Linked DNA regions of Mus musculus: region 1 is linked to region 2. A link is a contact called in ENCODE Hi-C or POLR2A ChIA-PET data. All regions are on one chromosome and are shown on one strand. Each heading gives the region's core, a stretch centred on a gene start or an enhancer-like site at or near the end of the contact. The rest is flanking DNA. Distances are from core to core; before and after follow the strand shown. Region 1 holds the start of Hoxb3 (homeobox B3). Region 2 holds the start of Hoxb8 (homeobox B8).

Evidence for each region. A loop is a pair of places that touch in the nucleus more often than their neighbours do. ChIA-PET counts read pairs that join two places held with the same protein, here RNA polymerase II (POLR2A).
Region 1: a map of ES-E14 shows a loop between it and region 2 (2.4-fold over the local background). The contact joins the promoter of Hoxb3 here to the promoter of Hoxb8 in region 2. A Hi-C loop is called at or near these places in 4 of 37 maps with a recorded cell type or tissue (ES-E14 and mouse embryonic stem cell). POLR2A ChIA-PET finds 5 or more read pairs at or near these places in 2 of 5 experiments (Patski and embryonic stem cell).

Annotation. Positions count from the first base shown.
Region 1 is chr11:96,320,392-96,325,485 of GRCm38, reverse strand. Hoxb3 (homeobox B3) reads right to left here and starts at 2,360. Exons shown (of 4, transcript NM_001079869.1): 1 at 2,041-2,360. It overlaps Hoxb4 (homeobox B4), which reads right to left. Exons shown (of 2, transcript NM_010459.7): 2 at 3,848-5,094.
Region 2 is chr11:96,279,931-96,284,484 of GRCm38, reverse strand. Hoxb8 (homeobox B8) reads right to left here and starts at 2,580. Exons shown (of 2, transcript NM_010461.2): 1 at 1,099-2,580; 2 at 1-322. The coding sequence starts at 1,522. The coding sequence ends at 15.

The DNA.
Region 1 (5,094 bases), core at 1,111-3,610, 41 kb before region 2:
CCACCCGGGGACAAAGAAAAAGCCAATGGCTCCTGTTATTTCTTGTCTGAGACAAGACTCCCCAAATTACAGAAAAGATTTATACAGTGTGAGCAAGGAAGGCCTCACACGCACTCCAGCAAAGCACAGCCTCTTCCTTTCTTAAGGAGAGCAGTTCCTCTTCCCAACTAGAAAGAAAAGGCTTCTCCTCCCTTCCCTCTCCTTCCTTCCACGTGTGCTGCTACTGAGGATATTGAATGCAGAAGATAGAGCGCCAGTCACAGAAAAGGGGTCTTCACTCCAGCTTCCCCCCTTTAGCAAGTCTTCCACTTATCTCTTGACTTGAAAAGTTTCTACCAACTTTGGTTAGCAGGGAAAACGCGCGCAGAGCAACGTGCGAGAGGTCCTCCTTTCAGCTCTCTTACTCTACTGCTTATTGAGGTACACAAGAACTTAGAAAAGGAAGATTGGGGTACGGGAGATAAAGGTGTTTATAAAAACAGCTCCCTAAACAAAGGAACTTCAGAAAATAGTTGAGGGGGGGGGGAGAGAATATGAAGAAATATCTCCAAGATAGTGTCCATGGTGGAAAGCCTTTCTCTCCAGCTCAGGAATTTATTCCTCTGATCTGTGACTGGTGACTGTCTGACCTCTCAGTATTGTATTCTTTAGTTCTCCTTCCCTCAGCTCGCTTTAAAGGAGGCAGAGGGGTGGGGAGAGAGAGAGAGAGAGGGAGAGACAGAGAGGGAGAGAGAGAAAGAGAGAGAGAGAGAGAGAGAGAGAGAGAGAGAGAGAGAGAGAGAGAAGCAAATGGAGTTGGGATGGGGCTGGGGCTGAAGCCAAACCTAGGGAAGGAGCTTTATATAGACAGATCAGCACCAGTACTCCCTACCCACAGGACTTCTGGGCTAACTTAAAAAGACAAAACAAAACAAACAAAACTCTACCTTTCTTCCCAATCCACAACAATAGAAAAATGATACATAAATTCTGAGCTAGCAAAGCATTTGGGGACCACAGTGGGAATAAAGAAGCTAGGAACCCTGAAGAGGTGTGACTTTCCCTCTGGGGCAGGAAGCAAGAGCTAGCACAATGTCCAGTCTCAGAGAGGTCAAGGGGCTTCCGAGGTCATTTTGTGGTTCTAATACCAAGCTAATCGCCTAGAAAACGTGGCCTCTCCATGAACTCTTCCTCCTGCCATCCTCCCGCCTCCAAACTCTCTCTCAGTGAGGCCTCAGGGAAAAGGGGACAGCACATTCAGGTCTAATGCAGAGTCCACCAATTCCCCAGCCTGAGAAGTAAGGCCCCCAGAGGAAGAACAGAGCCCCCAACCCAGAAGCAAAAAGAAAAGAAACTGAACACGGGAGACTCCAGGAGGCCTGGAGTGTGGGGTGCATGGGATTGGGTGGGGGGTAGAACAAAAGAGAATTTCTGCTGCACCTGGTCCTGAGCAGTTTCTTTTTCAATGAGTAAAGATTTATCTAGAATCCCAAACTAGATACAAGAAGAAAACCCAACCAATTCCACTTCTATCAGTTCCAAGGATAGGAGACTCCGTCAAGAACTGGATTCCTTTTTTTTTTTTTAAAGGAGACTTCAATGACAACATCTCACTGGTAAACAGTGTAGACAATCAGGAGTCCCAGGACACAGGCACACACACACACACACACACACACACACACACACACACACACACAGAAGCTCTCCCTGTCTGCATTTTTCAAAACCAGAGAAACACTTCTGAACAGCCTCACAAACAGCCTCTCTGGTGTTTTTCAGGAGCCCTGACACCTCCGTCCTGACCAGTTCAAACACTCTCCAGGTGTCCAGGCCTCTCTCTCCTCTGTCTCCACGTCTCTCCTTTTCTCCCCAAACATCAGTCATCATAAAAGGTAGCAAACCTGCCCAAGCATCCTCCATAAAATAAAACCCCACAAAGATAGTTGAAAAAGAAAGAGGAGGTGAGAGGTTTTCTTTTTCTTTTACTTGTGAAAAGAGCCCATAAAATGATTAAAAAATAAAAAATGAAAAAGCCAGCCCAAGCCAGGGCTTTGTTACCTCTGAGCCTCTTGCCCGCTCTCGCCTGAGCTCCTCTGGTCCCGTTCATGACGAAAGGAAGGCTTCTTCCAAAACTGAGAGAAAAAAGTTTTCAACTTTATGGCTCCAAAATTTTTCCCCCTTGCCGATCCGGAGAGACGGCTAACACTTTTTTCCCCCAACAGCCGGTCTGCGGAGATTTGCTGTTGAATAATGACAAAGGAGAGAGGATACGTATTTAAAGAAAAGAAGTGATTAATGGTTTTCTGTATAATTCTCACATTTTTCTTAGCTCTTGTCTACACAGAATGGCTGTGAACTTTAAGCTCTATAGAAATCTTCGGTCCGTCCTCGGCCTCCTCCTCCTCTTCTTCTTCTCCTTCTTTTTAAAGATTCTATTCATACCTTCCAAGGAGCAGCTTTGACTTGATTCTTTAGAGACATTCCTGGGGGGGAGGCCTTATGGTTTTTAAGAACTATTTTTCCCTCAACTAAGGGTTGTCTTATCTCCTTAGCTAGAACATTACACCACAACCAAGACAAAGCTAACCCTCTCATCCTCCTCCAGGGCTACAGGCAACTCTCCCATCCTTCTTTCCTTTCTCTTTAAAAACTGGTCTTCTGGTTTCATTCTAAGGGGCATTTCTACTGCGCTGGGGATACTGGCCCGATGGGTTCTCTGGCCTACTCAGATTCCTGCTAACCTTACAGGCTAACCAGAGAAACGTAAAATAAACAACAATCAAACATGTGCAAGAGGTTGGCTCTTTATTTTCTGGAAAGAAATGGAACAATAACAACAACAACAAAAACTGAAATGACTTTTAACTGTGGAGTTTCCTGGAGGCAACGTAGCTGCATCCTGGGCCATGACAGGCTCACAGAAGCCAGGTTTAGAACTTCAGGCCTTAGAACTTCTTGGCTGTGGTACACAAAAGTGACCCAGACCTGGCCTAGGTCTCTGAGGATCACCTGCACTCCCCCCCCCCATTCCATTCTAGGGGGTTATTGGGACCTCAGAGACAGACAGCTATTTGGTCCCCAGCCTTACTTTCGATACTTTCTATGAGAAAGAAAATGAAAATTAATACAGGAGCAGGGCTTCACAAAAGAGCCCATTTGTCTTCTTGATTATCTATTTGCTTGTCAGAGTTTGAGCTATGGCACCGGCTAGTTCCTTTGTAATATAAAAATACTCAGAAACCCTGCAAACACCCAGAAACATCTGTGCAAAAAATTAGACTCATTAAAGCCTTAAACACCTCAGAGGAAAGTGATACCTTCTCATTGCGGGGAGGAAGGAGGCTGGCCTCGTGGAGTCCTTTCTCGAACTTTAATAACCAAAGAGCCGTCTGTCTAGAAGGAGACAGCTTAACTGCATTTTATTTGCTTATGACAAATAAATCCCCATATGAAAGACTTTGCCCTACTTAAGCCTCTGGTGTCCTACAATGAAACACACACACACTTACACACACACACACACACACACACACACACACACGCCTTGGGGACTGGAATCAGCCCTCCCAATCCTTGTGATTCATTTTTGGACTGAATGGGGGAATTTTTTTAAGTCTAAAACAAAACACATGCACCCCAAAGGGAAAACAAACCCAGCTTCCACAACTCAGAAGCTTCTGAGAAAGAAATTCCTAATGGAGTTTTAAAAGGAGAGAGAGAGAGAGAGAGAGAGAGAGAGAGAGAGAGAGAGAGAGAGAGAGAACTTAATTGTGAGGCCATACCCTCTAGGATGCTTGGCATACACACTGGGGGGGGGCGCACTTGCTCACACCCTTAACTTCAACATTCCAACAAAACCACGATGTGATGGTCACAAGAAACCAAACATTTATTTCTGTTGTCACTCTGTACAGGACACAAATTTTCACACCAACAAAAGGTTCTAGGCTCAGGCAGCCCCAGAGGTAGGAAGGGGCCTGGTTTTGGAATGTCAGAAAGAGAACAGGAGAGAGGACACACATGACATAAAATAATAATAATAATAATAATAATAATAATAATAATAATAATAATAATAATAAACGATGCAACAATGATAACAACGGGAGAGGGTTCTGCAACATTGTCCTTCCAGAGTAGGAGGGCCACAGTATTTTATTTCCTAATTTCACATTCATTTGTAACCTAAGAGAAGGCCTTGACTCTACTACTGTGAACTGCCCAGAAGACATTCCCAGCTCCCAGAACTCAACTGCCCCTCACCCTGCCAGGCCTAGCTGGACCTTCTAGCAGAAGGCCTTCTTGGGTGTCCCAATTGCTACCTTTCTTTTTTCATTTTCATTTATTTCTTGGGCTCGGATTTGGGAACCCACGTTGTGCAGACTGCCCTTCAATTCCCTTCTGTTCCCCCTTCTAAGTCTATGGTGGAAGGGAGTGAGCAGTCTTCCCACCCACCCCCACCCCAAAGTGGGTACAGACAGGGAGGAAAGTTATATGTGTGTGTGTTTGTTACCGTGGCCAAAACACTGTGCTATCTGGCAGTCTGAGGGTGCATTCGCTGGGTGTCAGGAGTAGGGGACAAAGAAAGAAAAATCCAGGCTGTGATCCAGCAGCGACAGCAGCAGAGGCGGCGGCAGCGGCCGAGCCTGGCCTCATTTGTTAGCCAAGTGTCGAGGTAATGGTCGCCACCGAAGCTCGCTCGCCCGTCTTCTCCTCGGCAGAGTAAACAAGACAGATGGGCCCGGGCCTGGCGTGATTAAAGATGAAGCCTGGATCCATCTTCACCAAAGCTGAAAACCAGGCGCAGCAGACTCCTCCATTTCTCTTCTGTCTTTTCCTTTCTTCCTCCTTTTCTTGCTTCCTTCCTTTCTTCTTTTTCTTTTCTCTCTCTCTCTTTCTTTCCTTCTTTCTTTCTTTCTTTTTTTTTTTTAAAGGAAGAAAGCAAGAGACTCGAATCTTGTCTCCGAAGGACTTTACCCGGCTCCCTTATTGTCCTTTCTATAAATAAGGCTTCCCTACCCCCCTTCTCTGTGTTTATTCCTTATAGATAAAGTGAGGGTAGGGTAGATAGATTTTTTCTGGGCTCAAGCCCGGGGACCCTCCCATACCCCG
Region 2 (4,554 bases), core at 1,331-3,830:
GTCCCAGCTGGAGCCTACTTCTTGTCACCCTTCTGCGCATCGCCCTGCTCGGCGGTCTCTGGTGCCCGCTCCAGCTTCTCTTTCTCCAGCTCCTCCTGCTCGCATTTACTGCTGGGAAACTTGTCTTTGTTGTTCTCCTTTTTCCACTTCATTCTCCGATTCTGGAACCAGATTTTGACCTGTCTCTCTGTCAGTCCCAGCGCGTGCGATACCTCGATCCTCCGCTTGCGAGTCAGATAGGGATTAAATAGGAACTCCTTCTCCAGCTCCAGGGTCTGGTAGCGACTGTAGGTCTGGCGGCCTCGCCTGCGTCCGGCGGCTGCTGGGAATGGGGGAAAAGGGCGAGACAGAGGGGAGGGTGGGGGAGGGGGAAGAGACAGAGAAGGTTGGAAGATTCGTGAACCAGCCTAGGAGACCAGGATAATAAGGGCAGGGGACCCTTATGCGGGGGCGGGAGGGGGAGCGCGGAAGACGCGGTCAGCGGGGGGGGGGGCGAGGGGGGACTAGACAGCCCTGAATCTGCAGGGGCCATAAAGGAGGAGCCCCTTCTCTGGTAACTAGAACCAGAATAGGGGGTTCAGATACATTAAAAGTGCCATAAAGTTTAAGAGGGTGGATGTGGAGGGGGGAGTAAGACTAAAAAGCCAGAGTGGGGACCTCGAACCCACCTTGAAAAGCCCCCAGAGCCTCTGCCCCAGAAGAAAAGTTTCTTCAGGGTAATTAAACTATAAAGCAATTGAGAAGTGCAAACGTTGAGCGCCCCCACACCCACCAGTCTTTCTCCACAGCCCCCATAAAACAGTAAAAGGGGAAAGGAGGAGAAGAAGAAAAGTTAAGGAGGGTGAGGGGTTTATGGATTCAGGAAATTCGCTTAGAGACACCCCCCCCTCCTTCAAAGGAAGCAAAAAGAAAAGGGGAAAAAGAAGAAAAGAAAGTGGGACAGAAGGGAGAGGAGGTAGGTGTTTGGAACGGAGCCCACAAGTCCTCTAGGAGCAGAAGATACTCCCGGACTGCCCACCAGCCCTCCCCCCCCCACCGGCATGGGGGCCCCCCTGGCCCCTTCCCACCCTGTCAGGTCCAGGTCGGACGGGAGCTCACCTTGAGGGCGCATCCAGGGAAAGAGCTGTGTGGGCGACGGGCTCTGCTCAGACCCCTCGGCCTCCTCGCCCAGGCCGCTGGCTGCCGCGAGCTTGCAGTCTGCGTACTGCACCAGGTCTGGATCCTGCGCACCGAACAGGCTCTGGCGCTGCAGAGGGTCGTAGCCGTAGAAGTTGCCGGGGTCGCCGTGGCACGCCACGGCGCACGGGTTCTGCTGGTAGGGAGCTGTGGACAGCGACGATGGCCCGTGGTAGAACTCCTGGATTTGCGAAGGGTGCTGGAAGCTGCCGCCGCTGCTGGGACCGTACACCACGGTGGGTCGGCCGCCCAGGTCCTGGGCGAAGCCGCAGTCATAATAATTGGGGCGCAGGGACTCCCCGGTTTTGTATTTGGAGAACAGTGAGTTGACGAAATAAGAGCTCATTTTATTGAATTTTGAGGCGGCGGCGGCGGCGGCGCAGGCTGTAGTTGGGGGCTGTTGGGGAGGGGGTGGGGAGGGGGAAAAGGGAGGGAGAGAGAGAGAAAAAAAAACGCGGATTCGCCGGCTCCTAGTCACCCTCGCCAGGAAAGGAGAGGAAAAGGGAGGAGGGGAAAAAAAAGAAGGAAGGAAGGAAAAGAAAGAAAAGACGAAGAAGATCTCAAAGCCGCCACACTTTTTGTGATTTCCAGGAATAGAAGAGCGAAGCCTGCAAAAGTCTAAGCCTGCATGGCAGCCGCGGCTCGCTCGCCCTCCCCCCACCCCCCACCCCCCAAACAAAAATATACCGCCACTTAAAGAGGTCCTCGCTTTACATTTCGAAGAAGGGATGCCAGTTCATAAACAGTTTTCGGTGATTTACTTCCCTCCAAATGAGTTGTTTCATATTTTGCCCCGTCTTTTCACCATCATTTGCATCCATTAGAGACCCCGCATCCTATTGGCTTCTGGGTACTCCTCCCGGACAGAACGCAGAGCGAGGGTGAGAGCGAGAGAGAGCGAGTGCGAGAGAGAGCTAGAGCGAGAGAGCGCCAGGGAGTGAGGAGAGGGCAGAAAAAAAGGAGGGGAAGAGAAAAAAACACCCAGGGAGAAAGAGGGGGAGAGGGGGGGAGAGGGAGGGGGGAGAGAGAGAGAACGAATACGGATTAAATCTGTTTAACTACCTACATTAATGAGATATCTCTTGCCTCACAACAAATCAAATACCTTCGCAGACCACCCCCAAAGACTGATGTGGGGGAGTCACGGAAAAACACCATACACACACATCCACAACGCTGAGCCTGGCGTAGGCACGCTGTTAATTTCGCGATTTTAACGAGGCAATTGGAGTCTTTCTAAATGTCAGGGTCGCTTCGGAAAAATGTAAAAGAACACGGTTTAATTGCACCGAGTTTTAAAAGGTCCTATAAATGTAATTGGTATTTTAATACAAGTTATCAAATCATACAGCTTCCTCTCCTAAACATATTTTCAAACAAACGAGGTAGTCATATTTAAAGCTTTAATGATCAATTTCCTTATTATTGATAAAGGTTTAACTATCGTGTGGAGGGAATTGGCTGGGTAACCAGCCCCCAAAAAAACGGCTGTAAACTCTTTAACAAACTATAAAACGCAATAAAGCCGGAGTCTGTTGTTGTTTATGCTGCAGCGCATAAAAGCTGTTAGCATTTTACGAGTTCTTTCCTCTACAGCTATAAAACTGCAGCTTCGATCGCCCCCGCCGCCCGACTGAAGCACGGTGGGGGTGACTTAGCTGAAATGAGACCGATTATGGGTTGCTGTGGATTTTTTTTTCCCTTTCGGCACAAACGGTGACTTTCCCCGAGATTTTCTCCCTTGCAGACACACCTGACCCCACTGGCTCTTATGAGACCCCAAACCACCCCGAGATCTGTCCTCACCTAGGTCACGCACATAACTTTCCCTCATTAAGCAAACACGCGAGATTTTCTGTGGAAAGGGAGTCTGAGAGGGCCTGAGAGAGGAAGAAGAAACTTTCTGGTTAATGGGCAGTGCTAAGGTGGAACAAAGTTCTGCAGGCGGCTGCCAATTCTGCCATTTACAGGAGCTTTACCTGCTGGTGGTTGGGGGGAGCTGCAAGAGAAAGGGGGGGGTCTTCTGGAGGTGCTTTGGCCACTTTAGAGGGAAAGGTCCAGTGATATCAAAGGATGATATCTCGTGTGGCTGTAAACCTGTGCCCCGGGCCTTGGCATTCAGAAACCAAGCCCCACTGACACCCAGCTTTCTGGGGCCAACCACCCATTCCTTCTACACACAAGCCTTCCAGGTATAGATAGTGACCTCTTCATCCACACAGCAAAAGAGGTAAGGGTAGTGGAGACTAAGGCTGGGTACCAAGGCCTTGGTTACTGCTGTCTTATGCTCTCCCGTGCCCAACACAAAGGTGTGGGTTTAAAAGGCACCTGTTATTGGTATATGTCCCCATAGCCATTTGACCACCTGCACTAACCTTGGAGTGGAAAAAAACAAGGCCACCAAGGTCTCCATTTCCCCTCTTCTCTTGTTGGGGTGCCTTTAGTTGGACCTCCAGCACCTGAAGATCTGAGGCCTCAAATCCAGAAATGACTGGCTGCCCCACTCCAAGCCCAGGCCCTCCTCTGTGTACCTGGCACATGGCTGGTGGGGGGGGTCAAACCTTAGGGTGGCAGGCAGAACCAATGGTCTCCTGAGGGAACTGACTGGAAAGACAGAGAGAAGGAGAAAGAAACGTCCTAGAACAAAGGCAGAGTCAATTTTACAAATAAATTAAATCTACTGCCCGTTCTCTAAGGTGCTTCTTTTTTTTTTTTTTTTTTTTTTTTTTTTTTTTTTTTGAGGGGTTCCATGAGCCAGAATCTTTGTAAAAATGAAACCACGTTTCCAAAGAAGCTGCACTAAGGGTTTCACTCGGCCTTCTGAAGTACAGTGTATATAGAAAGGAGAGAGAAAAGGAGGGGGCCAGAGAGAGGGAAACTGAAGCAAGCTGTGGGGTTTTGTTTTTCCACACGGATGAGAGGTCGGTGAGGCAAGCTAAAGCAGTGTCAAGTTGTTGCTGAAGTGAACATTTTTATCAAGTGCGGGGGATTTTATGGTCATGATTTGAGGACTCACTGGTGGGATAGAAATTCAATGGCTTGTTCTAAATCATCCCTACACCGTGCCAGAAATTTCTGATGGAAGGAAAATGTTTCTATTATAAGAAAGAAAAAAAAAAACAAGAAAGAGCTCGGAGATCAGTTATAAACACCCAACGGAGGGCAGATTTATTGGAGAAACTCAAGTTGAGAAGACACTCCGCTGGCCTCTTTACACCTGGTCCTGCGGAAAGAGAAGAAGCCACACGGGGTTCTGGGGTCATTTTTGGAGGCTCAGGTTGGAGGCAGGTTCAGGCTGGACTGAGAGGAAAGTGAAGATTGGGAACCAGCCAAAGGGGTTGTAGGCAGTCAGAGGGACAACCTCAGAACGGAAAAGTG